3 separate regions of the Mus musculus genome follow, and regions 1 and 2 are each linked to region 3. The links are chromatin loops, found by intact Hi-C in ENCODE. Cell type or tissue: heart. All regions are shown on one strand. Links, peaks and the distances in the headings refer to the core of each region. The heading gives the core; the rest is flanking DNA. Region 1 has its middle 22 kb from the start of Dnah5. Region 2 has its middle 49 kb from the start of Dnah5. Region 3 holds the start of Gm31458 (a long non-coding RNA gene).

Region 1 (8,000 bases), core at 1-8,000, 110 kb before region 3:
CAAAAACAGGAAGCTGTTTTTAGGGATATCTGGATGCATGTGCATGTATGTATGTGTACACACATGGACGTACATGTGAGCATGAATGAGTAGGCATGTACACATGAAGACCAGAGGACATTCTCACGGCTCTTCCTGTGGAACACCAGCCACCTCTTTTGTGTCAGGGTCTCGCTGGTTAGGATGGGCTGGCTGACCAGAGACCCAAGGGTCCACCTGTCTCCAGTTCACTGCTATGACCAGTGAGCTCCAAGGGTCTTCATGCCTCCAATTGGCTAGCAGTGGCATTACAGGTGTGCACTACCATGATCAGCTTTTTTTTAACATGGATTCTAGGGGTTGAACTCAGGTCCTCCTGTTAACAAAGCAAGAGGGTGACTGACTAAATTGTCTCCTCAGCCTCCCAAAACAGAAACGTTCCTGAATCTTTGGGCCATTACTTGTGAAGGTTCCTACATCATATCAAACCTCTCTTACTAAATAAATTCACAATTCTTTCTCTCATTCGCCAGCCTTTCATCTGCAACCCTTCTAAGGAGTAGACAAAGGTGGCATGCATTCCCTGCCCGTACAAACAGTCTGGAAGAAGACAGCCTTTTATTTTTATAAGCTGTGCTCCTCCATGACCTCTGCTTCAATTCCTGCCTCCAGGTTCCTGCCCTGACTTCTCACAGTGGTGAAGCCTGACCTGAGTGTTATAAGGTAATTAACTTGTTCCTCTCCAAGTTGCTCGGATCATAGTGCTTATTACATCAATAGAAACCCTAACTTAGGGCTGGAGAGATGGCTCAGTGGTTAAGAGCAATGCTCTTCCAGTGGTCCTGAGTTCAATTCCCAGCCACCATATGGTGGCTTATAACTATCTGTAATGGGATCTGATGCCCTCTTCTAGTGTGTCTGAAAACAGCTACAGTGTACTCATGTAAATAAAATAAATACATAAATAAATATTTTTTTAAAAAGAAGAAGAAGAAGAAGCCCTAACTTAGACAAGGTATAATCTACTATGCGTGTAGAATAACAGAATGCTTAGAGGTTGTGTCAAAATAAAATGGGTAAACTAGAAATACAGGCAACATCAAAAGAGCCAGAAGAAAGGGGCGTGCTGACAAAACGTTTTAATTGAACAATGTTAAACTTTATATTCTCTAGAGCACTCTTTTTCCTTTATAGTGCCATGGGTGGTTGATAAAACCAAGCACTAGAACACAGAAAATGTCAATGCATTTTTAAAGCACAAAAGTCACACGGGTCCCCGTCTTCTCAGAGAATGTTATAAGGAGGAAATCAATCCCTCCTCCTCCTTGATGCCTCTACATCGTACCAGAGAAACTAGATTTCATTCCAGACCCTCGGTAGGTACTTGGAGCATAACTTAATCAAATAGCTGGCATTTGGTTAAATATTTCCTCTTTTATAAAAAAGAAAAACTTTTTTATTGATGAATTTCACATGCCACACCCCAATCCCACTCATTTCCATGTCCCTCCATACCCACCCTCTGCCCTTGCAACCCCCTCCAAAAAAAGAAAACAATAAATAAACAAATATAAAACAAAAAGTACACATCCCACCATGGAAGCGACAGTGTGTCACACAGTGTACCCTTTGCCCAAACAGCTTTCCTGACAAATTTCCATTGCCACGAGTCATTGGTCTCCTTCGAGGCCTCTGGCTTCTGCCTCACTATCAATTCTAGATTCTCACCAGAACTCCTCTTGGCTAAGTACTTCCGGTAAATCACTTCCATATCCTTAAAGAACTGTAGGTTGCAAACATAACACATCTTAGATCTGTTAACATAACCCATTCAAGATGGCTGTAAGAGGAAAGATGAAGGAACGCCCAGGGCCAGGAAATGGCGTGGGTCTGGATGGCTGCCCTTGAGTGGCTAACAGCATCTCAATTCAGAGACAGGCTCTCACTCTTAGTGCCCAAGTACAGGTTCCTTTTAATTCAGTTCAGGACCCTACATACTCCCTGACTCAGATGCTTTGAGCTCATATTTGTCGGTATCCTTTCATGTATATGTTTATTCTTCACTTCAAGTTCAAATCAGGTACCATTATTTGCAGATGATAGGAATTTTTTATTTTGGGGTTTTCTCTACTATTTTCTTTCATTGAAGTACACTTTCATTGAAGTATAATTCATATTTTAAAACTACACATATTTAATACATGAACTCACACTCACAAAACCACCATATCCAATCAAGGTAGCAAAGATATCTATCGTTTTGTTTTCATTACTCCAAGTGGCAATGACAAATCATGTTCTGATAGCAAAGTTCTCAGGGCTGGGAGGAAGCGTCTTCCACAGAAATATGAGGACCTGTGTTTGGATCCCAGCACCCACCTAAAAGTCAGGCACGGGGTACAGATCTGTAACCTCAGAGCTGAGAGCACAAAGAGAAGTGGGACCTTGGAAGTTGTTTGCCAGCCAGCCTTGAAGAAGAGGAAGGAGGAGGAGGAGGAGGAAGAAGAGGAAGCAGAAGAATAGGAGAACGAAGAGGAAGGAGGGAGGAAAGAAGGAAGGAAGGAAGGAAGGAAGGAAGGGAGGGAGGGAGGGAGGGAGGGAGGGAGGGAGGGAGGGAGGGAGGGAGGGAAGGAGGAAGAAGAAAGAAGGAAGAGAAGGAGAGGAAGATCCTAAAGCCTTCAATGCTTTGAAATGTTAGCAATATTAGAACGGATTTGTGGAGTTTGTAGGTTTATGGATTACCAGGAATCAAATTAAAAACCATTCCCACCAATCTTTAAATGGACAGAGGCAAATCTTCTAGTTTCTTCTATTCCATTACTAAAACAAAGCCTTCTCATGAGCCCTTTCCTTGATCTACTAAGTATCGGACATAATAGGAATCCTCATTCAATTCCAAGTGCTCATGAGCACTCCTTGTCCTCAAGTTTATTTTTTCCACTAATTTATTTATTCACTTTGCATCCCTATTGCAGCTCCCTTCCCTCCCAGTCCACCTCTCACAAGGCCCCTCCCCCCATTCCTGCACCCCCTTCACCTCTGAGAAGAGGGAGGTCCCCCCTGGGTACCAATCCACCCTGGCACCTCAAGTCACTGCAGGACTAGGCACATCCTCTCCTCTCCCATCGAGACCAGACAAGACAGCCCAGTTATCGGACCAGGATCTACAGATGGGCAACAGAGTCAGGGTAAGCCCCTGCTCCCCTTGTCTGGGGACACTCATGAAGACCAAGCTGCACATCTGGCACATATGTGCAGGAGCCTAGGGCCAACCTGGGAATGTTCTTTGGTTGGCGGTCCAGTCTCTGGGATCCCCAAGGGTCCATGTTAGTTGACTCTGTTGGTCTTCCTATGGAGTTCCTATCCCCTTCAGGGCCCTCAGTCCTTCCCCCAACTCTTCCACGAGACTCCCCGAACTCCATCTAATGTTTGGCTGTCTTCAGTTCACATCGATTCCTAGAAATGCTGTAGAATGCAATTCTTTGTCCAAGAAATTGGGCATGAGGGCATTTTCCCTTAAGGTATTGATGAGATTTCAATGATTTCCTATACTTGAAAAAATAATGTTCATAAACTTCACATAAATTATACTGTCCTGTATAAATACATAACTTGATACATAGCATGTATACATCTCATTATATAAAACTTAAAGATAAGGTGTTTTCCAAAGAGTCATAATATCAAAATTCAAATGTATTTTATCAAACTTCAAGTCTGAGCTATGTCACTGGAATATTTCAGACTTCTCCACAAGAGGGCGCTGCTCTCCAAGCTATTGTGTGGCCAAGCCTGCTTAGGTATTTATTTCGAGCATTTCACCTGGTGTCACTCACATTAGCACGTGGACAGGGTGGCTCCTCAGCAGTGACTTTGAGAGTCATAAGTGAACGTAAAATGGCAATAGTTCTAGAGACATCTTAAGAACCACAGCTTCTCATTCTGTGTTCAGTGGGGCAAGGGAGGCTCGGCCCGAGGCTCGCCTATGACGTCACCCAGGCTTTCCAGCGTGAAGGATGTATGACACCCACCGCTCCCCTGTCTATTCCCAGTGTCTGTTACCCCTCTAGCCCTTGTCTTAGTCCCATAAGATGCTATAACTTATCACCGTAGACTCGGTGACTTCCCCCACCCCCTTCCCTTCTCTCTCTTTCTTCAGCTCCGCTCTTTCCGGGCCATAGATTTTTTTTTCTCTCTCTCTCTCATTACAGATGGTTGTGAGCCACCATGTGGTTGCTGGGAATTGAACTCATGAAGAGCAGTCAGTGCTCTTAACCGCTGAGCCATCTCACCAGCCCGACTGGGTGTCTTATAAACAAAAGTCATGCGTCTCATAGTTCTGGAGGCTGGCTAAAAAGCCAAGCTCAAGGTGTTTACCAACTCTGTGTCATAAAGGCACATAAACGGTTCCTTGCTCATAAACGATGCTCTGTCTGAACTCTCATGACTCATCACTAGCCAAAGGCCCCACTCCCTAATACTCTGGGGCCGAGGGTTTTACTCGGATTAATTTGTGGAAGATACAAACATGCAACCTGTAGCACTCTGGCTTCTTCCTAAGAAATGCTGTGCCATGGGGCACTGATCTTATACACATGCATCCCATTAGCTCAGGGGACGCAGAAAGTCTCCTCAGGCCTGGTGGGTAAAAAGCACCATAGAATAGGGGGAGAACTCTAAATAGTTAATTTTTCCCTGGCTCAACAGGGAAAAATGCCTGCTTCATCTTCATGGAGCCTCACTGCTACCTAGCATTGCAGCTGGGCTTCATCTAACAGAGAAGAAAAGCCACAACTTGAAAAAGCATCTGTCTGTAGATCATGAAGCTGACTTGAAGGGCCAGTCTGAGGGCAAAGCCTTCACACTTCTTTCCCATCCCATGCTCAAGGGGATCTCTGTAGCCTTACTGAGAGAGCTGAGGTGCACATGGCCCAGTCTCAGCCCAAAGTCCCTTGTTATTGTTTGGCTTTTGTTGGGCTTTGTTTTGCTTTTTTGTGTATTGCTGGGTGTCTGGGTCCCTGTTCTATTGCTGTAAAGAGACAACATGTCCTTGGCAACTCTTATGAAAGAAAGCATTTAGTTGAGGGCTTGCTTACAGTTTCAGAGGATTCGTCCGTTATATTTATCATGGCAGGCATGGTGCTAGAGAAGTAGCTACATCCTGGTCTGCAGGCAGAGAAAGGGGGGGGGGGGGCTGAGTCTAGCATGGCCTCTCCATGACACACTTCTTCCAGTGAGGCCACACCTCCTAATCCTTCTAATCCTTTCAAAGAGTTCCACTCCCTGGTGACTCAGCATTCAAATATATGATCCCATGGGGGTCATATTATTCAAACTACCAAAATGGGCATTCCCCCAGGGTCTCACATATACTAAACAATTAATCTATCAGTGAGTTTCATCCTTCTTGCATTCATATACAAAGGATCAGAATTCTGAAACCAAAATGTTTGCTTGCTTGCTTGCTTGCTTGCTTGCCTCCCTCCCTCCCTCCTTCCTTGCTTATTTTAAGTTTTAGCTATTACTAGTATTACCTCCAAGAATATCTAAAGGAACTCAGCACATAATTTGTAGCAACATGTCTCAAAAGCCCTGGCTTCTGGCCCTACTCTGCTCATATCTTAAGACTTTTCTAGAAGATGTTGGTATAGGAATCTTACAAACTCGCCCCCTCCTTCCTCCTTCCTGTCTTTGATTCAGTTCTGACCCTTCCTTGCCTCTGTCCTATTGCACTATACTGTCCACTGCAGACTCTCCATGCAGAGTGGAGGGGGGGGTCTTCATAGTTCTCTCACCTGTGTCCCAAGTCAACGGGACTTAACACAGACTGGACTCATGTAAACATAAGCTGGTAGGTACTTGAGGAAGGAAGGTCCCAAGAGTTGGCTTACGTAGGATTTTGAGGGGTTTTCCCCCTTTGTCATATGTTGGGCACTAGAGAAGAATCTGATGCAGTAGCCCTGACCTCAGGGTCAAATAGCTCAGCCCATCACCTGAGGCTTATGACAGAGACTAAAAGATCTGAGCCTGAGGTCAGAAGGTAAACCAGTCTCTGGAGCCAGCCAGCGTGCTGGCATAGAGACAGAGAACTCTAAGTATTAAATTCTGCAGACTTAATCCCCCGCCAGTGGAGGTAGGTACTTAATGCTGAGTGGGTTTTAAAAACCACAGGAAGTAGCTCTCATATATAAGATGTCAGTGTTCTGTCTGTTTCTCCTACCCACAATGCCCTCAAGACACATTCCCCACCCGGAGCAGTGTGAACTGGAAGTCCAGGAATGTGGAAGAACCTGTCCTGGCCATGGAAGAAGACATTCCTAATGGCAGCCAGTTGCAGCTTCTAAATGTAACGGAAGGACACGTCTAAAAGAAAGAGACATTTGACACATGACGGGTCCAGTTACTAATATTCTTAACAGCAGAAAAGACAAGAGCCTTCAGTTTCAACTGGACACACACTCCTTGACCCAGCAGATCCCAGCTTTCAAGGACCCATAAAGCAGTCACTCCCACCTCTCTCTTGTTTTGACCATGCCTTTATAATTTTTGTCATTTTTTTTTTACTTCTCATGCCATATCTCGTGTTATATGTACCTAAGTACATATGTCCTTTTCTTAATTTACTTTTTGACAGTTTTACATGCGTAGATGACACATTCTGGTCACACAAACTCCTTCACCCTCTAACATCTTACTCTCACACCGGGCAGCTCCTCCCTCTACCCTTGTGGCTCACGAAGCTAACCAGGGACTCGCATAGAGACATGGGTCTTTAGTAAACCAAACAAGTAAGGATCGTCTTAGAGGCCGAGTGTGAGTGACTCACCAGTGGCTTCCTGTCCCCCAGCAGCTCTAGACTACCAATACCTCCCGTGAGTGAGATGAGACCCTATGACCCATCTATGACCGAGTGTCAACAGGTTCGGTCTTATGCAGGCAGGCCCTCTGCAGGCAACATGGATGCTGTGAATTCATGAGTACCACGACCATGTTATAACGCTGAGACAGCATTTCACAGCCCTTCTACCATCATCTGTATTTTATAGATACTTTTCTATAATATTCCCTGAACCTTTAAAGAGATCTTATAGCAGTCTTATTTAAGAATGAGAACTCAACAGTTATTATTCTCAGCATCTTGAACAGTGGTACAGCATTCTGAGTCCTTAGGGGTGGGGGGGGCGTGCAGGGTTATAGACCCCACAGCAGACCAGACTGGAAAGGGCAGAGCAAAGGTTAGAATGGGAATTCACAGTCCATGTTTCCCTTCGGGTTATCAAATGCTGGACCAGGAGGGGAAACGGGGATCTGGGAGGAAGGCTGTGGTTCCCAGTCTCCTCTCTGGGTTCCCAGCCACCACCAATGGTGTACCACCTGGGCAGGAAGTCAGGTATGGGGTCTGTGGTCCACATTTTTGCCCTAAGCGTCTGTATGCTAGGCAGGAAGGAGAAGGCTGAGCCCTAGACAATCGGGATCCAGTCTAATTGGGAACAAGTGCTGAGCACCGGAAGTGAAGTTCCAAAAAGAGAAAAGGACTTTTCCTGGAAGAGTCTTAGGTTCGTTGCTGTTCGTTTAGGCAACCCCTGCTTGTTCATACTGCATTTATTGGGGGTGGATATGAATACGTACAGTTTATTCGGGGTGAACCAAGGATTATATATACCTCTTAGGAGAAGGGCATGAGAATACTTAGGAAGGGGAGGTCATTGGCTGAAGGCTCAAGGCTGTCTAGATACATCCTTAGCATGGAGAACTCCAAGTGCTATGCTAAGTGATTGAGTACCTTCTGTCCTCGCCATTGCAACCAAGTCTCAGAGGTGTTGGAGGCTCAGAGAGCAGCTCTACTCATCTACCATCTCAGATCTCTGAGATTCCCGGGTCCAAGCATATCCCACTTCACCAGGCTGTTTGGCAGCATGGTCCCAAGTGCCCTACAGCTGATATTTGTATAAACCTTTATTTGCTGCAATGAGAAACTTCTTTGGTCAAGGCAGAGGACAGCAAGGCCCTAGTTTATGGAC
Region 2 (10,573 bases), core at 1-8,000, 88 kb before region 3:
ATGCACACGCATGTATGTGCACACACACATACACACACACACACACAGCCAGTACACATACACACAAAGTAAACTTCCATAGAGAAAGAGGTGGGGGAGGGCAGGCTCTGGCCAATATACAAACATGCAAAGTAAATCTATGCGTGTGCACACACAGGGGGCTGGGAGGGAGAGAAGAAGAGACAGGGAGAGAGAGAAAGAGACAGAAAGACAGACTATGGCCAATACTCACATGCAAATTAAAACTACAGAAACACCACAAAGAGACAGTCTCTGGCTGTGCAAACATGCGCATGCAAAGTAATCCTACTTGCTGTACACACACACACACACACAGAGAGAGAGAGAGAGAGAGAGAGAGAGAGAGAGAGAGAGAGAGAGAAGGCAATCTATATGAAGGAAAAGAGGAAAGAGGCAAAGAAATGGAGGAAGGAGAGAGAAAGGGAAAGAGGAAAAATAAAATGACAAAAGCAAAATGGGAAGGAAAGGACAGAGTGAAGGAGGGAGAAGAGAGGGAGAGAGGGAGAGAAGGAAGGGGACAGAGGGTAGAGGAGAGAGGGCAGGGAAAGGAAGGGACTGAAAGGAGGGGAAGGGACAGAAAGAAGTGGGAGGAGTAGGAGGGAGCGAGGGAGGGCGGGGAAAATGGAGGGAGGGAGAGGAAAAAAAGAGAAAGGGAGACGACAGGAATGGGGAGATTACTAAGACACTGAAGGAGAGAAGGACTCTTCCGCAGAATGAGCCGTTGTACTTTAAACACAGTCGGCACTTCACAAGTGTTTGCTGAATTGAACCGAACTGCTCAAGTGTAGTTAATACTTCCAGCCTCACTTTCTAAGTATTTTCTCTAGAGAGAAGTGAAAGCAAAAGAAAAACACCCAGCCAGCCAGCTCCTCGGCCTTCCGAGCACAGGTGGGGCGGGGCTGGGGGGACGGGCTTGCCCTGGATGGAGCAGACAAAGGGAGCCACCCAGCTCTCCAGGCTGGTTCCCTGGAGATGAAGCAATCCGGGAGATAAAAATATCCTTGGCAGATGATTTACGCTCGAGTTCAGCCGCTGGCTTTCATTCCTAAATAAAGTAACCTAGAGCCGTTCCACTCTTTTTTTTTTTTTTAACCTGTTTGTTGAAGGCCACAAGACAAAGCCAAATGCAAACAGCATAGAGGTATAAATACACTCCCCGGTGGCCCCGAGCCAGGAAAGAGCTAAGCATGACAAAATGGGAAAATGTAACAGGTGAGCTTCCGCCTGGAGTCTTAAAGCAGCCAAGAAAGATGCGGTTCTTAGAAATAGCTATGTTTGCAGGATCTTCTCTCTGATTCTGAGACCAGCTTCATGAGTCCCATTACCCAGACATGAGGGAGACGGGAGTTCTGCCCTCCCTAGGGAAGGTTAAGTTCTATGAGGTCAGTTTTCAGCAACATGACACCGTATGCATTATATTTTTACTTCAGTGTCTATAACCACAGAAACACACCTTTTGCAGTATTGATGATAATTCTCCAGAGCTGCCAAAAATCTTGTCCCTGTCAACCTTGGCTTAGGGTCAATGCTAACACGGAGTAGCACTGAGGGAATGATGTTGTGTGGTGTTACCACAAAACAACTGAGTCCTGCTTCTGTTTCTCTCTCCGTTCTTCTCGCTGACCTGCAAACCTTTCCCACCAATGACTTACATAAACTAGAAGCTGCTTGCTTGGCTGGGGAGACAAAGAATTATAGAAAGTATTTACAAAGATATGATCCATCATGTAATTACCACAGGATACTCCCATAGGATGTAAATTTCTAGAAGGGATATTATGTTTCTTATTTGTTTTTGTTTTTTAAGACAAAGATTCCTGATGTAGCCCGAGCTGGCTGAAAACTTAAACCCCTTTTGCCTCCTTTCCTTTGTTTGTTTGTTTGTTTTTTGGGTTTTTTTGAGACAGGGTTTCTCTGTGTAGCCCTGGCTGTCCTGGAACTCACTTTGTAGACCAGGCTGGCCTCGAACTCAGAAATCCACCTGCCTCTGCTTCCCAAGTGCTGGGATTAAAGGCGTGCGCCACCACCGCCCGGCTTGCCTCCTTCCTAAACACCGAGATCACAGATATGTTTTCTTCAGTGTAGAAATATTATTGGTATATTCAATCAACCTAAAAACATTATCCTATGTACCTTTTCTAGATACAAAACTGTATATACATGAATTTATTACAGGGGGAAAAAAGGCAGGGTTTCTCTACATAGCCCTGGCTGTCCTAGAACTCACTATGTAAACCAAGAAGGCTTCAAACTCAAAGAGCTCCACCTGTCTCTGCCTCCTGATTTCAGGGATTAAAGGTATGAGCCACTTCAGCTGGCAATTAAAGGAAGTTTTTAAATAAAGAAAAAATAAAATCCTGTTTAAAGTTACTAGCTAGAAATGATAGCAGTACTTTGTTGTATGCTTTTACTTTTGCATTCTGTATGTACTCATAGAAATATATCCCTTTAAAAACCTATTTTTTCACCATTAATTTGTAAAGATACAGTTTAACTTTTTATTACATCTCTTTGTTTGTTTTTGTCTATTCCGTGAATGCATGTGCACACATGTCAAAGTGCATATGTGGAGGTCAGAGGAGAACTTTGAGAAATTGGTTCTCTTCTTCCACCATGTGAGTCCTGAAAACTTGAACTCAGGTCTTCAAGCATGGTGCTAAGTGCCTTCACCCCAGAGCCTTCTTAGCAGCCCATAAACATAGTTTTCAACAATGTTTTGGAAGCTGGAGGGCTTACAAACTTGATAGGTAAAAAGACACATATCAAGTTAGCTTTTTTGTTATGCTGTTGAACAAGAAACATTTGCGGTGCATGGAGGTTCTTGTCTGAAGGTTGAGACAGGACGAAAAAGAGTCTGAGGGTAACCTGGGTTACACAGTAAGACACACCTCCAAAGAACAAAACCAAAACCAGAAGCAACAAAACCCAAGGGTTGACAACGTAGCTCGGCTGGAAGAGTCCTAGAATGTGCAAGGGCCTTGATCAGATCCCAGCACCACCCAAACCTAAAACAGCACACCTGATCATTTTAACTCCTCTAGCTTCACAGATTCACACCAAGAGAAAATTAGAGGCAAAGGATGTAGCAGCGAAATTTTGAAGCAAGCAATTGTCAGTGCAGAAGAGTTCAGGATGAAGCTAACAGGAGTGTGTGCCACACATCCTTACAAGATAACACTTGGAAAGCATTTGTGGTCTCACAGCATGTAAATTTAAGTCGAGTCATTTGTGGTTTCCAGGGTTTGCCTCATTTGCCACTTCAGGGTCTCTATTTGCTTTGACAGATTTTGATGAAAATCAGAGGGTCACTGAAAAAATTATAATGAACCAAGCATTCACTTTTGCTGAAATAGACTTATTATAAATGCTAGGTATTTATGATATATAAATTATACAATAACAATATTAACATGCTTCCCATAATGAGATGCTCACAATACAAAACAGCAGCTTTTAAACAAGGTATTAAATATTTACAGAGAAATTCTGCGACATTTCTCGGGCAGAATCTAAAATGTTGAATGGGTAGAATCCTCTGGAGGCAGCAACTCACAAGAGTTTGGAGAGAGGTCAAAGGAAGGGTAGAAAATTCCAATTAAATGTAATAGTAAGGTTAAGACATCTATTCTGCAAGTTGATGACTTGAGTTTGTAACAATGCATTGTATTCAGGAAACCTGATAGGAACAGACTTTGTGTTCTCTTAACCAAGAAAAGATACTCATCTGAGAAAATGTGTCCTTCACTTAGCTTCATTTAGCCACTCCACAATAGCTACTATTACAATGCTTTCTGTTAGTCTGGGACCGTGACTCAGGGGTAAAGTACTTACCTTACATTTGTGCCTGACAAATATGGACAATTGTGTCAACTAAAATAAATCAAGAATTTTACAGAGAAGAAAATGCCCAAGTAGGTGAACTTAGATATATACCATTCTTCATTAAGCATGCATTCACATTTATTAAACCATAACAAACCACATATTTTATGGATTAACATAGATTTTTATAGTAATGTAGCTGCAGATGTTATGGTTAAATGAAACATATATACTATAAATACACACATATGCAATCTTCCTTGGAGTCTCATACAATTTATCTAGATGCTATTATTACTCTGCAATGGTCACTGAGAGGAAGGAGTAGAGCTAAGATTCAGTTCGCTGGGAGAGATCTCGCCTGCATGCATGCACAGAGCCCTAAGTTGGATCCCCAGCTACAAAGAAAAACAAATAAAAGACCTACAACTTAAAAGGAGCAAACCAAATGAAAAGAGAACTGGTTTGCTTGCACATCTTGCCCTCTGCATCTTGCCTGCTGTGCAAAGGTTAGGAAATCACCCAGTGGGGCTTTTATCTTTAAACCAACCTAACCCTAACCCTAACCCTGCTGTACCCTAGCCCTACCCTAGCCCTACCCTCTCTCTCCAAGGGAACTAAACATTTGCTTTTGCCCAAACACAAAGGACTAGTGAGAGCTGGTAACAGCCAACAAACTCGACTCAAAGGCGACCTTTGCCACACCTGGATATCTGTGATGTTCGTTGTGGGCGCTACAGAACAACCGTGTGTCTGACCACCAGTGGCCATTTAGCAATGAGGGTAAGCGGGGGTAAAAACAGGATGAAGATACTGGGTGGGGAGATGATTCCTGAGGCCCCCACGTTTACGTTTAGTGCCCCAATAGGCAGAGCTGCCCTGTGCTGCCCATGGAAGCCCCCCAGGGGGGGGGGGAGGTGTGCGGGGGGGGGGAGTGGAAGGGCAGCTCTTGCCTTAAAAGCTCATGAATGTATGAATGTACTCTCAAGCCCCAAAGCCTGTCAGACCTCCTCGCTTCTACTGCCACCCTCGGAGCCAGGAGCCCTAGGCTGTCTGAACGAGGGAGCCACGAGCGCACTTGAAACGCGCACATTACCAGTTTGTCCATGACGCGGCGCTCCCGGGACTCTGTGCAGTGCCCACGACCTGGTGCAAAGACCCTTCCTCTGTGGTCCTCAGCCACAGCCTTCCTCTATGGACGGCTCAGGCTGCTTGTTGTCCGGTGTGAAGGGCTGTTTGGGGCTCCCGGGGTTACCATGACGACAAGCAATGCTCCTCCTGGACCAGCTCCCTCCTCCTGCCTGCCACAGTAGAGCACATTCAGGCTTCGGTTCCAGGACACCAGGCTCCGCACTGGGGAGCAGAAGTCCAAATCAAGGCCATTTCTTGACAATTAGCCATATTCTTTTAGAGCTCTCATTAACATTATATCCAGCATCATCTATAGCTTAATCCACATACTTGGAATTTGTATAAATGAGGACGTTTTAAGTGTTTCTAGCTCCAAGAGAAAAGATATTTAAAACAAATTGGAAGGTTCTAAGACGAATGCGTAGTTTCTCACAGCTTGGAAGCATTTTTAAATTCCCTTGCTTCCTGGTCAGTCATTTCTATCACAACCATTTACTGGTCTAAGACATCCGTGGAAATGTTTAAACTTGACTTTTGATTGGCAGATGACAGAGATGATCTTACTATATCCTGCCCCTCTCCCTTGGTGAGAGCTGCAGTGGTATGTGAGAATTCCACGGGATCATCGAAAGGAATTAAAGTAGAAGCATTTCAAATGAGCCAACACTCATCCGGGCCAGCGCTGTTCAATATGAAGGGAACATGTTACATACACATGTGGGCTTGCATTTCCTTCTGAAAGTAAAAAGTAAGTGAAATTAATGGTATGTTTCATTTATCCCATTAGATTGGTTCAATGAAAGCCACATATTAAAAATAAAATTCCTAAGGTACCTTTCACTCTCTCTGTTACAGAATCCAGAACTCTGACGTGTGTTTGATACTTATAGCTTGGTTCTGATAGAACCTAGCGGGGAAACCCCCACTCAATTCCCAATTCGGCGTGCACCCAAAAAAAATCACAAAGGACCATCTTGATGTAATTACATGAGGTCGTTTAATGACGGAGCTCCGGACCGACATGCATCTCACACAGGAGATAACGGATGTTGGCCACAAGGCTCGAAAGTTAGGGGTTTTTATGGGGTAAGGGGCTTAGGGGTGTGGAATTCAGCATAGCAACACACTATTGGCTTATTGAAACATCAGCAGAAAAATTACATGTACGTGCAGGGTGTCAGAGTTCTGTGAGTTGTTGACTCAGTTTGGATAGCCCTGTTATGTCCTCACAGTCCCCTTTATCTTATGGTCAAGATGTTCCCAGGAATGTTTTAACTACGGGGCATACCTGGGTTTCTTTTTCTTTTTTTCTCAGCCCCAGGCAGCCTCTAGGCTCACAAACAACCAGCAATTTCTGAGTACTTTATATGACTTATAGGTCTTGAAATTTCATCTTTCTTTCAGTTCCAGGGCCACATTTTAGGTTCCTGGAATACTGAGTGAATTATTGTCACTATCCTGGACAGGATAGCTCTCCTAAGGCTACCAAAGCTGTGATGACCAACCCACATCCTGATGAGCAAAGAAACGTGTTTGTCCACAAAGCCTGATTAACCTGATTTTCACCAGAAAAAAAAAAGTCCTTAACCATCACTCACCATCTCCAGGAACAAACAAAATGTAAAAATGACTGTTTAGGGACTAGTGAGGTTGCTGGGGTGTGTGTGTGTGTGTGTGTGTGTGTATGTGTGTGTGTAAAAATAAAAACAAAAAAAACAAAAAAAAACAGACATTCCAACCATCAGAATTTGTAGATAATTTGTGCCTAAGAAAGGCATCTTTGCCATGTAATGCCTTTCAGATTCAAGTACAGAAGATGCTGAACTGGGGATAGAGGTCATGGAGTTTGTCCAGGGAGCTGTATATCTCACTGTCCAGTTGCCCTCATTACAACATCACTAAAGTTAGCATCCTACAATTGCCTTAGAAACATTTAAACCCAGCCACCTTTGTTTATCTGTTTTACAAGATGGGGCTTCTCTGTGTAGCTCTGGCTGTCCGGGAACTCACTCTGTAGACCAGGCTGGCCTCAGAGGTCTGCCTGGTGTTGGTCATGATCCCGAAGCTAGAGCAAACCTCCTTGGTTGAGGACTAAGCCCCCAACCTTCATTAGTCATACCTGTCCACCATTAATATTTGACTGTTCGCTCTCTTGGGTACTGCCCTCTTAAGACTCACGTCAATGGCCACCCATGGCTTGAAGGGAGGCTGTAAACTATTTACAGTTTCTGTCTCTCTAGTAGAAGCAGAGCTGAAAGAAAGAAGATGAAATGAAGTGAGTGAGCTCTACAGAAGACTTCTGCCACTCCAAAGTTTTATAATGTAAATAATGATTTATAAACTGCTACTTCCTTTCTTGTTTTTTGATACTTGTCAGCTCATGATTTGTAACAAACAATGAAAGTTTCACCTGAAAATGATGTGAGCAACACAGTTAACAAAATTCTATTGGGTAGTATCTATTTGCCTGTCTGTCTTTTTACCTACTTATCTCTTTTCTTTCTATTACCCTCCTATTCTTCTGTAAAATAGAAAAAGGATTACTACATTACAGCTGTAGTGATGTCCCAAACTAAGGAAATTCATAGAACTGCAGGGAACTGACATAGCAGTGTTAAGTATTTATTTTCTGAAAATCAGACTCGCAGGAAAAAAAATATAATTTTTACAATATATTAAAATATAACACAAAAAGACCTGGTGTCTAGCATTGTTCCAGTCAACAGTTACGTGGCTTTTAATGAGTCTGCCTTTGTTTTCATTTCCACAAAGTGCCTATCTTTTTTATAAAAATGAAGTCATTGTCTAGATCAGTACTTCTCGGATCTGAAATGTTGCAACTCTGTGTAATTGGTCTTCACACCTATGTGATGCATGGTTCATAAAGTTGGTCGTCCTAAATTCAAGAGCTTGTTTTTGCAAACCAAATTTATGCAGGACCACAAAAGCACCAAGCAGGAGCCTATTGTTGAAAGGTCCAAGGATTCGGGGTTAGACTTTGCCTTACTTCAAAATCTTTTAGGAAAAGAAATGAGCTGCTTTCTTGAAGCAGGTAGTGTGGTTCCCTGGATGGTGCCATGGTCTGCAGTCAGGATCAAGGAAGCCAAGAGCTGAGGGTTTCCTGCATCCCTAGCATCCTCCTCCATCCCTCTTGAGCCAGTGTTGCATCATCTAAGCTGACACTATCACTGGAAGGCAAAATTTGAGGAGCTGGACCAGCTGCCTCATTAAGACCAACAGCTTTACACTGAAGAAATTAATCTACTCTATTATGCAGGAAACCATCATGACAGTCTGCTAGCATCCTGGGAATGGTCACACTTTTCTAATGAAAGAAAAGGAGCCATCGATCCCTTCCATACCTTAGCTGGAATGTAGCCATGTTATCTGGGACATTTATCTTCCTTCAGTATGCTCCATGTAAATCTTCTTTTATGTTGGAAGATTTTCCTACCAACTAAAGCCTTCTGCCCCCTACAGAAGTTAAAATACCCACTGTTCTAGGACAACCAGACATGTTCAGTCAGATGCATCAACCTTGGACTTCAATCAGAAGCTAATCATGATTGCCCAAGCATGAGGCCAACAAGGGCAATACAAACAGATAGACTCAAGTGGTTGGCGGGAAACCCAAAGAACTATGGATAACTAAGGAGTACTGAGAGCAGGAGAAACAGTCTTCCTCAGGGACGGGCACACTAAATGGTTATCCAGTACCCAGTGGTCAGCTCTGGAAACATACATACAAGTAACATTATACAAACTATGCAAGTTGTATTTATGTAAATATATGTATTTATGTAACTATATTTACATATAGGCATGTAACAATAATATCAATGAATGAAAAAAATGCCATGAATTTGAAAGAAAGAAAAGAAGGTTATATGGCTGCATTCAAGAGGGAAGAAAGGAGAGGAAGCAATTATATAATTATAATCTCAAAAATAAGAGAAAAGGGGGGTTTTGCTCATTTTTTTGTATTGTTTTGCTTTTGTTGTTGTTGCTGCTGCTTGCTGCTGCTATGGAGGCTGCCATATTTGCATATTCAGGAGCCAGCCAGAGTGGTCATGATGTCTTCCAGGAACCACTTTCTCAGCTACCATGAGCTGCCTCATGGCCTTGTCACCTTGTTACATTCTTTATTTTTATTGTTTGGCCTTTCTGCCTCTTTTGTTTCAATCAATAGTGACTAATCACTTTTTCTTCCATTTATTTATTCTTTTTTTTCATTAATTTTGCATCCCAATTAGAATCCCCCTCCCCCTCCAGAAGCCTCATTTCCTCAGGAGCTTGAGAGAGAGGTGACTATAAGCCTCCAGATGTGGATGTTTGCAATCAAACTCTGCTCCCCTGTAAAAGCAGGAAGCACCCTTAACCGATGAGACACCTCTAAATGTAATATAAAGTATTTTTATCATTAAAATGTGGACTTGGCACCCAAAATAAAATCTTATGTCACAGCAAGCTAAAGAAATGAGATGACTTCTTCACTGGGATAAAGGAAGTGTTGCCACAGAAGAATTTAACTAAAGAGAAATCTACAGAGTCGTCTCAGGGGCTTTGCCATCTTGCTGTGTTTGTAGAATCACAGATTACCAGAAATACAATCTCTAAGAATGGAGAGTGTATTATCTGCATATCATGTTAAGATTTAAAATGTCTAATAGAAAAGTGCTAACAAGCAATTTAGAGAGTGTGTCAGAATGTGGTGTGTGTGTGTGAGAGAGAAAGAAACAGAGACAGAGAGATAGAGCTTTGATATTTTAATAAAAATTATATGGCTGGAGAGATGGCTCAGAGATTAAGAGCACTGACTGCTCTTCCAGAGGATCTGGGTTCAATTCACAGCACCCACAAGGAGCTCACAACTGTCTGTTATTCACACCCTCACACAGACATACATGCAGGCAAGATACCAATGCACACGAAATAAAAATACATTATTATAAACATTCTTTTTAAAATTATATAGCTGAATTTATTATTAATATTGACTGTTTTATCAAAAGTTATTTTTCCATCTAAATAAAACATTCATTATTCAAATTATTCAAGTAGTTAGAGATGTCTAGTGATTGGTTTTCACTTTGTGTGATGTGTGTGTGTGTGTGTTTCCACATATGTGTATGAGGCACCCAGAGAACTGATGTCAGTATCTTTTTCAGTGGCTCTCCACCTTAGATTTTGAGAAAGGGTCTCAAATTGAACCTGGATTTCATTAATTCAGGAGGACTAGCTGGCCACTGAGTTGCAGAAATCTCAGATTACAAAGACCTATCATTGGCAGGACTGAGGTGGGACACACCTTTAAAACCAGCACTCAGGAAGCAGAAGTAGGTGGATCTTTGTGAGTCTGAGGCCAGCCTGGTCTGTAGGACTAATGCCAGGAAAGCCTGAGCTACACAAAGAAACCCTGTCAAAAAACAAACAAACAAACAAACAAACAAACAAAAAACACTACAAAACCAACCAACAAACAAAACACACTCACCAGTGCACCCAGATCTTTTACATGGGTGTTGGGGGCTCAACGTCATTTTCTCAATCTTGTGCTATCGGCACTTTACCCATAGAATTGTCTCCTCATAGCCCCAGG
Region 3 (10,725 bases), core at 1,528-9,527:
AGGAAGATTTGCTCTCTCTCTTCTTTGCCTACTTGCCTTGTAGTACTGAGAAACTGTTAGAACCCTGGACTTCCATTCACAGCTGCTACTGACCATTGTTGGGAGTTGGACTACAGGCTGTAATTCACCAACAAATCCCCTTACTATACAGAGACTACCCATAAATTCTGTGACACTAGAGAACCCTGACTAATACACACATTAAAAATAAATAATTTGGGCTGGTGAGATGGCCCAGCGAGTAAGAGCACTGACTGCTCTTCCGAAGGTCCTGAGTTCAATTCCCAGCAACCACATGGTGGCTCACAACCATCTGTAATGGGGTCTGGTGCCCTCTTCTGGTGTGTCTGATGTCAGCTACAGTGTACTTACATGTAATAATGAATAAATAAAAAAAAATAAATACAAAATAATAAAAAAATAAATAATTTTGCCAGGCGTGGTGGCGCACACCATTAATCCCAGCACTCGGGAGTCAGAGGCAGACGGATTTCTGAGTTCGAGGCCAGCCTGGTCTACAAAGTGAGTTCCAGGACAGCCAGGGTTATACAGAGAAAGCCTGTCTCGAAAAAAACAATAAATAAATAAATAAATAAATAAATAAAATAATTTTAAGTGCCCCTCAAAGATCCATTGAGATAGCTCACTGCAGAGTGTTGCTGCTCCTACAGAGGACACCCACATGCTGGCTCACAACCACATGTAACTCTGGCTTCAAGGATCTGATACTCTCTCCTGGCCTCTACGGGCTCCTACATGCATGTAGTGAACATGAACTTACACGGGAACACACATATACACATAAAAATAATGCACCTATTAAAGGTATCCCTCAAAAGGAGCCTGCACAATAGCATGGCATCAGAACAATTCATGACTCAAGTCACTGTCAAAAAATTAAAGCAGCTGGCAGATGGTAGAACCTAACAGCTGGGTATAATGTTAGCAGAGAACGCCAGCCCTGGTGAATGATCATAATAACCTATACCTATTAAAACAAGATAGCTGTGTTCATAACCAAGGATGTGGCCTTTTATACCAGAGGATTTCACCACAAGGAAGGCAGACCTTGTTAAAACTATCCAGCCAAGATGCAAAGAAATAAACAAGGAGATACCTGTAAGGCCAGAGGTCAAAAGAATCAACTTCCAACTTCCAAAATTCCTACAAGTATAATAACATGATGCACAAAGAAACACCAAAGCATGACATAAGGGCCCCATTTGGTTTAGTTTTTGATTGTACACTCATAAGTAAAAACTGCAGAAATCCTCTCAAAAGAAAGCAACTCCAGGAGCTGGAGAGATGGTTCAGTGGTTAGTACTAATTGCTCTTCCAGAGGTCCTGAGCTCAGTTCCCAGCACCACATGATGCCTCCATCATCTGTAATGGTATCTGATGCCTTCTTCTGGTATGTCTGAAGACAACTACAGTGTACTCATATACATTTAATAAATAAATCTTTTTTTTAAAAAAATCAACTTCAGCCAGGCAGTGGTGGTGCACATCTTGAATCTCAACAATTGGGAGGCAGAGGCAGGTGAATTTCTGTCAGTCCTAGGTCACCCTGGTCTACAGAGCTAGTTCTAGGACAGCCAGGGCTAAACAAAGAAACCCTGTGTTGAATCTGTTAATAAACAATTGAAAACAGACAAAAAGAAAAAGGAATCAACTCCACGTGTAAACGAACTGCAATTCTATCTCCTGCCCTTCCCTCAAGCTTTCTCCCAGCCTAATTGCTGGTTTCAATAAGCTTGGCCCAGGGAGTGGCACTATTAGGAGGGGTGATCTTTTTGGAATAGGTGTGGCCTTGTTGGAGGGAGTGTGTCATTGTGGGCATGGGCTCTAAGGTCCTCATCCAAGCTACCTGGAAGATAGTCTTCTTCTAGTTGCCTTAGGAACTAAAGGTGGTTGGTACTCTCAGCTCCTTCTGCACCATGCCTGCCTGGATGCACAGTACTTTAATCTTTTGGGAAATACCGGGTAAGTGTCTTAAGTAAGTTTTACTACTGTGCAAAGTAAAATAGCAATCAACGAACACCGAGCGAGCGGGAGTCTTCCCTAAGGAAGAACTCACCAATTGGTCAGTCCAAGCCAAACAATCAGCCTTGAAAACAGACATACGAGTAACATTAAACACACGCAGAAGGTTATATTTAGGAGCAAATATGGATGTGCACATATGTATGTAACAGCAGTTTATGGGGGGGGGAGGCGATGAATTAAAACAGGATAAGGGAGGGTTTAGAGAAAGGAAAGGGAAGGGAGAAATGATGTGCAAAGGAAAAAAACTGCCCCTCCCCCGCCCTCCAAAAAAATCGGTGGTGAAAATGGGATGAGCAGCACCTGTTCCCTGGGGACCCAGAACTTCCTCTTAGTTCGCGGCTTGCTGAAAACAAGCTGGGCTCTCCATGGTGTGACTTTATCTCCGTTCACTTTCATGGAAATTTTGACCTATTCAAAGACTGATGGTGCCCTGGGGTCCTAATTGTTTTAGAGGGAAGGACTCCAGTGGTTCCCTTTGGAAATGCTGAAACCGTTACTAGGGGGCTGTAACCTCAGAGGGAGTTTTTAAAAGCAGGGAATGGAAATGACCGCACTTCCCCTGCATAAACCACAACCAAAATCCCTGCGTGAGGTCCGTGGTGAATGTTTCACTTACTTTTCCAATCTGTGGTCTCAGGGCCGCTTGTCTGTACTGAACAGAATACCCAGAGTGACTCGTAGCTCTGACACCAACCCACAGGCTCCAATCTACCTTCCTCTCTCTCTCCCTCCCTCCCTCCCTCCCTCCCTCTCTCCCTCCCTCTGTCCTTCCTTCCTCTCGCTGTCTCTTTCTCTTTCCTTTTTTCTTTCCTTCTTCCTTCTTGCCTTCATTCCTTCCTTCTTTCTTTTCTTTGTTCAGCTTTTTTTTTCCAGTCAGGGTTTCTCTGTGTATCCCTGGCTGTCTGGTAGTCTCTGCAGTCCAAGCTACCATCGAACTCAGCTTGAACGCAAGAGAGACTCCTGCTTCTGCCTCCAGAGCTCTGGGTTTAAAGGGAGGCACCACCCCCAACCCACCTTTAAGCTGGATTTCATTTTTTAAAACATTTTTCCGTAGTTTATAAAGACCTTACCTTCTTTTGGATTCCTACGGAGAAAGGAAAGGTGATATCCCCCTGGGATATCTAATACCTAATCGGGATTTAATGAGTAACTTCAGGAAGACAAACTGTTATGCAAGTGGATAAAGAAGATAGTCTGTTGATACAATGAACTGCCCTTCTTTTTACACTTCACAGTCTCATTGAAGCTTCACTTGAGAACATAAGGTTTAGAAATCAGAGAAAACCTTGCTCTTGTTTCCAAGTGAACAGTATCAAAATAATGAAGCGGCAGCCACATTTCAAGAGACACGATAAAAGTTTAATTGGAAAAATTATTCATCCATCTTTTTATGTTTAGTTACTCAATAACCTTGATTTTTCTAGTTCTGGTCAGTTTTCATTTTTATTACTTAACTCCATTTTGGTCTTTTTGTGGCAGATTAAATTTATGAATGGAAGTGAATAGCTTTACTTATCTTTAGTTTTACATGTTTCAGTTTCTGTAGATTCTTATCATTCATCCATTCTGGAAAATTCCTCAATCACTATTTTTTTTTAAAGATTTTATTATTTATTTTATTTGTAGGAGTACACTGTAGCTGTCTTTAGACGCACTAGGAGAGGGCGTTGGATCTCATCACAGGTGGTTGTGAACCACCATGTGGTTGCTGGGAATTAAACTCAGAACCTTTGGAAGAGCAGTAAGTGTTCTTAACTACTGAGCCATTTTCTAATCCCAACTATTTTAGTTTTTAATTTAAAACCATATTTAATTTTACATATAGTGATACAGTTCACATATTATGTAACACAATAATAATGGTTTGATACAGTTTTAAGTGTTTCAATTTTTTTATTATTTGATATATGTTCTCTCCAAGAAATATGTGGGAATAATTTACCTAATCTACCGTGGTTTTTTTTTTTTGTTTTGCTTTTTGTTTTTCTGTTGGGTTTTGTCTTAGTTAGTGTTTTACTGCTGTGAACAGATACCATGACCAAGGCAACTCTTATAAAGGACAAAATTAAATTGGGACTGGATTACAGGTTCAGAGGTTCAGTCCATTATCATCAAGGCAAGAGCATGGCAATGTTCGGGCAATCAAGGTTTGAGGGAGTTGAAAGTTTCCCATCTTGTTCCAAAGGCACCTTAGAGAAGATTGGCTTCCAGGCAGCTTGGCCAAGGGTATTAAAGCCCAAACTCACAGTGACATACCTACTCCAACAAGGCCACACCTCCTAATGGTGCCACTCTCTGGGCAAGCATATTCATATTCAAGGTTTGTTTTTGTTTATTTTAAAACACAACTTCATTATGTAGCGCTAGGCAACTGAGAGCTCATTAAATAAACCAGGTTGGCCTTAAACGCATAGATGTCTGCCCACCTCTGCCTTCCACACACCAGGATTAAAGACAACCACAATTGGCCTTTTTGGTTTTTTGTTGTTGTTTTTAACAGAAAGATATTTTAGTGGATTCATTCCCATTGTTAAAGTAAACAATGTTTTAATCATTGACAAAATGTATAAATAGCCAATGGCAAGTTAAGTATTTCCCTGGCCATATTAGATTCATTTACTTTCTTATTTCTTAACTTTTATCCAAAATCTAAGCTAGGGGTGCTAGCACACAGCTATAGTCTAAACATTTAGGAGGCACATCCAGGCAAAGCTAGAGTTTGAAGTCCACCTGGGCTACAAAGCAAGAGCTATCTTGGGCAACGATAACAAAGTATTGAAAATAAATTCAGTTATGGTATAATTTACACCAATTTTTTCCCACAAATTTCAGTGGCTATGGATAAACTCTACAAAATATATTCATTCATGCATCCAATACCACCATTCAAGTTATACATTCCTGGCTTTGATCAACCACCACAGCTTAGCTGTCCTGAAATTCACTTTGTAGACCAGGTTGTCCTTGAACTCAGAACCTTTTTTTTTTTTTTTAAAGATTTACTTATTTATTATATGTAAGTACACTGTAACTGTCTTCAGACACACCAGAAGAGGGCATCAGATCTCGTTACAGATGGTTGTGAGCCACCATGTGGTTGCTGGGATTTGAACTCTGAACCTTTGGAAGAGCAATCGGGTACTCTTACCCACTGAGCCATCTCACCAGCCCCAGAACCTTTCTACTGTTTCTTTCCCAGTGCTAAGGTTAAAGACATGTCCCATCATACCCATCTATTTTCTCCTTTTATATTTCCAGTGTCTTTTGCTTAGAATCACATGTGGAATATTGATCCACATTATTACATGAAGCAATAGTTTGTTCCTCTGGTATCTAAATAGTATCCCATTGTATTAACACTTATATTAAAGTGCAACTTGTTTATCTACATTCATGCATGCATCTATTACATGCATGTGTGTGTGTGTGTGTGTGTGTGTGTGTGTGTGTGTGTGTGTGTACTCTAAGTTGTTACCTTGTAAGGCTGCATGTGTCCCACATATGACAAATACAAATATATTGGTAGCCTCTAACTAGCCTTTGTTGCTTCTGTCTCCAGTACGTCATCCCTGTCCAGTTTAAGCCTGCCTTTCTCTCACAATCTTCTGTTATACTTGGCATAGATCACTTTAGGGAACAATCTCTCTGGTTTTCCAGTTTTTACTTTATACAACACAGCATTTTCTCCTGAGGGGTATCCACCAGAGAAGATTCTTAGACGTGGATTTAAGCCAGTAGAAACTCTTTATTAGCCAGCCAGATGCTCTGTGAATGGCATATGCCATCAAAACCTGGCTCTCCCAACTGCTTAACGAGAATTAGAACTTTGGGCCAGTGAGTTTATCTCAGGAGATGAAGGTGCTTGTCACCAAACCTGATGACCTGAGCTGGATTTCTGGGACCCACACAGTGAAAGGAGAAAACAAACTCCCACAAGCTGTCCTCTGATCTCCACATGGAGCCCCCTACACACACATCTAAGTAATTTCCACCTTCCATGGCCACCACAGACCAACTACAAACCACAGTAGTACTTGGTGCCCAGTAGGGGGAGGTGTGTCCATAACTCCCACTAAAAGGGAGGCTTTTCTATAGCTGGGGAACTTTAAGGAAACCACATTTACAGACCTTCTTGCAAAAGTATACACATACACTGCCTGACAGTGGTGCCACACCTCTTTAATCCCAAGTCTCAGAGGCAGAGGCAGGCAGGTATTTGTAACAGAGCAGCCAAGGCTACACAAACAAACAAACAAACAAACAACAAACAAGCAAACAATCAAAAGAAATAAAGATTTCAACAAACTGGGCTACAACTGTGCCAGCCCAAAACTCAAAGACATTTAGTTTTAATTTGGAAGGACTTCAACTCAATTGCCTTCTCATTAAAAACAAGCAAAACTAAGCTAAACAAAAACAAAAAACACAAGTTGAGATTTTAATCTTGTTGATGACTTGCAAAAAAAAATGGAAATTGAAAAATCTTGCCTCTTGCAAGTAGAAGTTCCCTTAAAAGAAAAATAAAATTGCCGGGCGGTGGTGGCGCACGCCTTTAATCCCAGCACTTGGGAGGCAGAGGCAGGCAGATTTCTGAGTTCGAGGCTAGCCTGGTCTACAGAGTGAGTTCCAGGACAGCCAGGGCTACACAGAGAAACCCTGTCTCGAAAAAGCCAAAAAAAAATAATAATAAAATAAAATACTAAAAATAAAATTGATTTTGCCCCCTGACTTCTTTTCCCTGCTTAGATTTTAGAACTGTATTTTGTGCAGTTTACTGCCAAGTAGTTGTCTCTATAACTCTAGGCCTGACTCTGTCACCCCCACCTGACTTGAATGCTAATCATTGGTCCACATGATCACACCAGAAATGAGATCACCATCCGGAACAATATCCACTGTGTGACATCACTAGGAAGGAAAGGTGGGTCCCAGGGGGATTTCACAGACTCCAGTCTTCAAAGTCCTCATGAAGTGGGAAGGGACCTTGCACAGGTGGGAAAAAGATCTGGGGAGATGAAGTGAGAAGCCAGAACCGTTAGTGATGGATCAGAGCCCAGAATCCTGATGGTGGGACCTGTTTTGTGTATGAGGCTTTGTCTACAGCATTTTTGTTGCTAGGAATTGTGTACTAAGCAAATTGCTTTGGATTCTTATGGTTATCTCATTGGCAGTCTTTGTTTGTTTTAGAAGACAGCCTTTCTATGTAATCCAACTGGCTTTAAACTTACTGGGTACCCTAGGCTGGCCTCAAACTTATAATTCCAAGCTCACTAAATGAGTTTAAGAAGAACTGAGCAAACTTATCAAGGAAAGTGGGAAAAATCTATCCACAAAGGGTATTGTACCAGTTAGTGTAGATTCTGTTTATTCCCTTAGTGGTATGTGGACAGTTGGGGAAACAGCCAGGCAATTTTATTGTTTTAGACAATTATGCTTTCATTGAATTACCAACATATTCATACAGTTCACATTATATCACAAGCAGTATAAAAATGTCAGGAAATATATTTAAAATAGTCCTTCAGCAGGAACCAGGTATGATACACCTGTAATTCCAGCTGACACACAAAAGTAATGCATTCTACATTAGCCTGAGCTACATAGTGGGACTGTAAACCAAACGAGAAGGAAGATTACCATTACCACACTGGTGATAGAGATGGAGTACTTTGGCGGAACTGTTGCCTATCATGTGTGAGTTCCTGGGTTCCATGCCCTGCACTCCAAAAACAGCAAATAAATAACAAATACAATGGCAGTGCTTAATCACAATGACACTCAAAGCTTTTGTCTCTCCTAGTGGTGGGTCTGACAAACACTCATTACGCTTCAACACAACATTCATCAGAAGAGGAAGTCCAATTGAGATTGCTCGTTATACATCACTGGAGGGGGAAAAATCTGCCCGGCAAGTTAGCCCTGAGCTAACCTATTTATTTGTAGCTGTGCCAGATTTTATACAGTATCTTTAGAACTCCTCTCGGGAATAAGTTTCTATAAATTCAAATTAGATATTAACTAGGTGGCTGATTTAGTCAGGAACAAAACTCTTTTTTTTTTTTAATTAGGTATTTTCCTCGTTTACATTTCCAATGCTATCCCAAAAGTCCCCCATACCCTCCCCCACAATCCCCTACCCACCCACTTCCACTTTTTGGCCCTGGTGTTCCCCTGTACTGGGGCACATAAAGTTTGCAAGTCCAATGGGCCTCTCTTTGCAGTGATGGCAGACTAGGCCATCTTTTGATACATATGCAGCTAGAGACAAGAGCTCCGGGGTACTGGTTAGTTCATATTGTTGTTCCACCTATACGGTTGCAGATCCCTTTAGCTCCTTGGGTAATTTCTCTAGCTCCTCCATTGGGAGCCCTGTGATCCATCCAATAGCTGACAGTGAGCATCCACTTCTGTGTTTGCCAGGCCCCGGCATTGTCTCACAAGAGACAGCTATATCTGGGTCCTTTCAGCAAAATCTTGCTAGTGTATGCAATGGTGTCAGCGTTTGGAAGCTGATTATGGGATGGATCCCTGGATATGGCAGTCTCTAGATGGTCCATCATTTCTTCACAGCTCCAAATTTTGCCTCTGTAACTCCTTCCATGGGTGGGAACAAAACTCTTAAGTCCTGGGTTTGTCCAAAAAGACACATAAAGAAAGCACCGTCTGAGATCCCAGAGGTCAGGCATGAGGGAACTCAGCAGAAAGAGTGCAACTTCATCAAAACACAGCTGTTCCTTCCTGAACTGTCACTATTAAAAATTAATCTAAGAACTCAGGTTTAGAATGAGGTAGGAGAGTGGAGGGATCAGAAAGCAAGGAGCACCAGACAAAGACAGTTTAAATATTCATGGGTTTTTTTTTTTCATTTGAAATGAGGGGGAAAAAATGTTACTTTCAAGACTCAAAGTGCCATGATAATTAATACTTCAAACACTTTCTATTAAGTCGGATGGGCTTTGACTTCAAAGGAATGTGCAGGGCAAAGATCAGCCAACAGGGAGCTTCACCCCAGCCGGGAAGCGTGAGTGTCATCAGACTTCAGTCCAGTCCTGGAGGGTGGGATGTGGGGACTGTGAGCTGGTGGAGCACACTATTCCAACTGCAGGGTGGAGAACGAGATGCAAGCGTAACTTGGATAGGAGCCCCGGAAAGAGTTCCTGGAGAAGGCTCTTAGCTCTGGGGGTGGGGTTGGGGGGATCTTTTGCTATTCCACTGACATCTCCTTTTCTTCTGTCTGGGATGTAGATGGAAAGGAGCTTCCAGAGTCTCTTCAGATCAAAAGGTCCCTGCTACCCTGATGACTGTGTCGTCACGCCCAACTGAACTACCGCTGCCTAACTTGGAATTTGTTCCACATAACAGGTTCTTCCTTGGGTTTTTACAGTTAGTTCACTGGCACAGCGATCTCAGTGGCCACCAGAGGTTAACCCCACTGCTCTCTCGTTCTCAGTCATACTTCCACTCTCAAAACGTGCCCTCAGTGCTTAAGGATGCACGGCCAGCACTACATTCCTTGACACCTTAGGACAAGACCCTTAATATCTCTGTACGATAGAACTCCAAAAGGTGTAGTCCGTGTGTAGTGGACCTGTGGACAACCCTGGTTTAGGGGCTGAGAAGAAAGTCCTTGGCTCTTTCCTTGTTGTGTGAAGTGGTAATCATGCTACTGATTATAAGATAGAAAGACAGCTAGGGATCTTATTTCCGGTCAGAAAAACAAAAACAAAACCACAGTAATGTAAAAATAATGACTAGCACTTTTTATTAGAGATTCATTTATTTATTTTATGTATATTACACCATTGCTCTTTTCATACACACCAGAAGGCATCAGATCCCATTACAGATGGTTGTGAGCCACCATGTGGTTTCTGGAAATTGAACTCAGGACCTCTATAAGAACAGTTGGTGCTCTTAACCGCTGAGTCATCTCTCCAGCCCATGACTAAAATATTATTTGGCATGTGACTGGCATGAAGTAATTATTGAGTGACAGAAGGAAAGAATGTGGGCATTGATTTAAAAGATAATTACGGGACCCAAGAAGGGTGCTTATCATGATGGCTGAAAGTCTGCTTTTGGGACTGCCATGTGAAGTTGTTTACAAGAGAATGACCCCCCTTTGGCTCCTATGTTTGAATACTTGGTCCCCAGTTGGTGAAACTGTTCGGGAAGGACTAGGAGGTGTGGCCTTGTTGGAGGAGGTGTGTCATTGGGGGCGGGCTTTGAGGCTTCAAAGGCCCCTATCATTCCCAGCCAACTTACTCTGCCTTGTGGTTGTGTCTCAAGATGTAAGATCTCAGCTACTGCTCCAGTGCCATGCCTGCCTGCATGCCTACTGCCTTGTTCTCTACCATGATGGTCATTGACTGCAGCCTTCTAAAACTTTGAGCCCCAAATAAGCTCTTTCTTCTATAGATTGCTTGGGTCATGGTGTCTTATCAGCAATAGAAAAGAAATTAAGATACCCTGAGAGACTAATCCTAGCATAAGCATTCATTATAAGTCTGCATGGGGTATAGGATTAAAAACAAAAACAAAAACAAAAAACAAAGCTAACAAACTACTAATATTCAGCCATCCATACAAATTCTGATGGTGTCATGGCATTGGAGGAAAATGACACAAAGAAAATTGGTTTTCCCTCTTGGGGGTCTTAGTCTCATTAGCAAAAGAGTT

The links. Hi-C counts contacts between places; a loop is a spot of excess contacts. Peaks named below come from ENCODE experiments on the same cell type or tissue, not always from the same donor. Only the 100,000 strongest peaks of a DNase experiment are listed, where the experiment ranks them.
Region 1: it touches region 3 in a loop (2.3-fold over the local background); 4 of 42 quality-filtered maps call a loop at or near these places.
Region 2: a loop joins it to region 3, with 1.8 times the contacts of the local background. A loop is called at or near these places in 2 of 42 quality-filtered maps.

What each region holds. Positions count from the first base shown.
Region 1 is chr15:28,177,930-28,185,929 of GRCm38, reverse strand. It overlaps a transcript of Dnah5 not described here. Among named protein-coding and RNA genes, the nearest start is that of Dnah5, 22 kb to the left of the region's middle. In heart, for the core only: a CTCF peak has its summit at 3,727 (motif pointing right); a DNase peak (open chromatin) is centred at 3,889; H3K4me3 peaks cover 556 bases.
Region 2 is chr15:28,149,444-28,160,016 of GRCm38, reverse strand. It overlaps a transcript of Dnah5 not described here. Among named protein-coding and RNA genes, the nearest start is that of Dnah5, 49 kb to the left of the region's middle. In heart, for the core only: a CTCF peak has its summit at 4,994; a DNase peak (open chromatin) is centred at 946; H3K4me3 peaks cover 2,167 bases; H3K27ac peaks cover 2,041 bases.
Region 3 is chr15:28,062,939-28,073,663 of GRCm38, reverse strand. It overlaps Gm31458 (a long non-coding RNA gene), which reads left to right and starts at 7,003. Exons shown (of 3, transcript XR_001781717.1): 1 at 7,003-7,038; 2 at 9,292-9,408. In heart, for the core only: a CTCF peak has its summit at 6,084 (motif pointing right); a DNase peak (open chromatin) is centred at 6,983; H3K4me3 peaks cover 854 bases.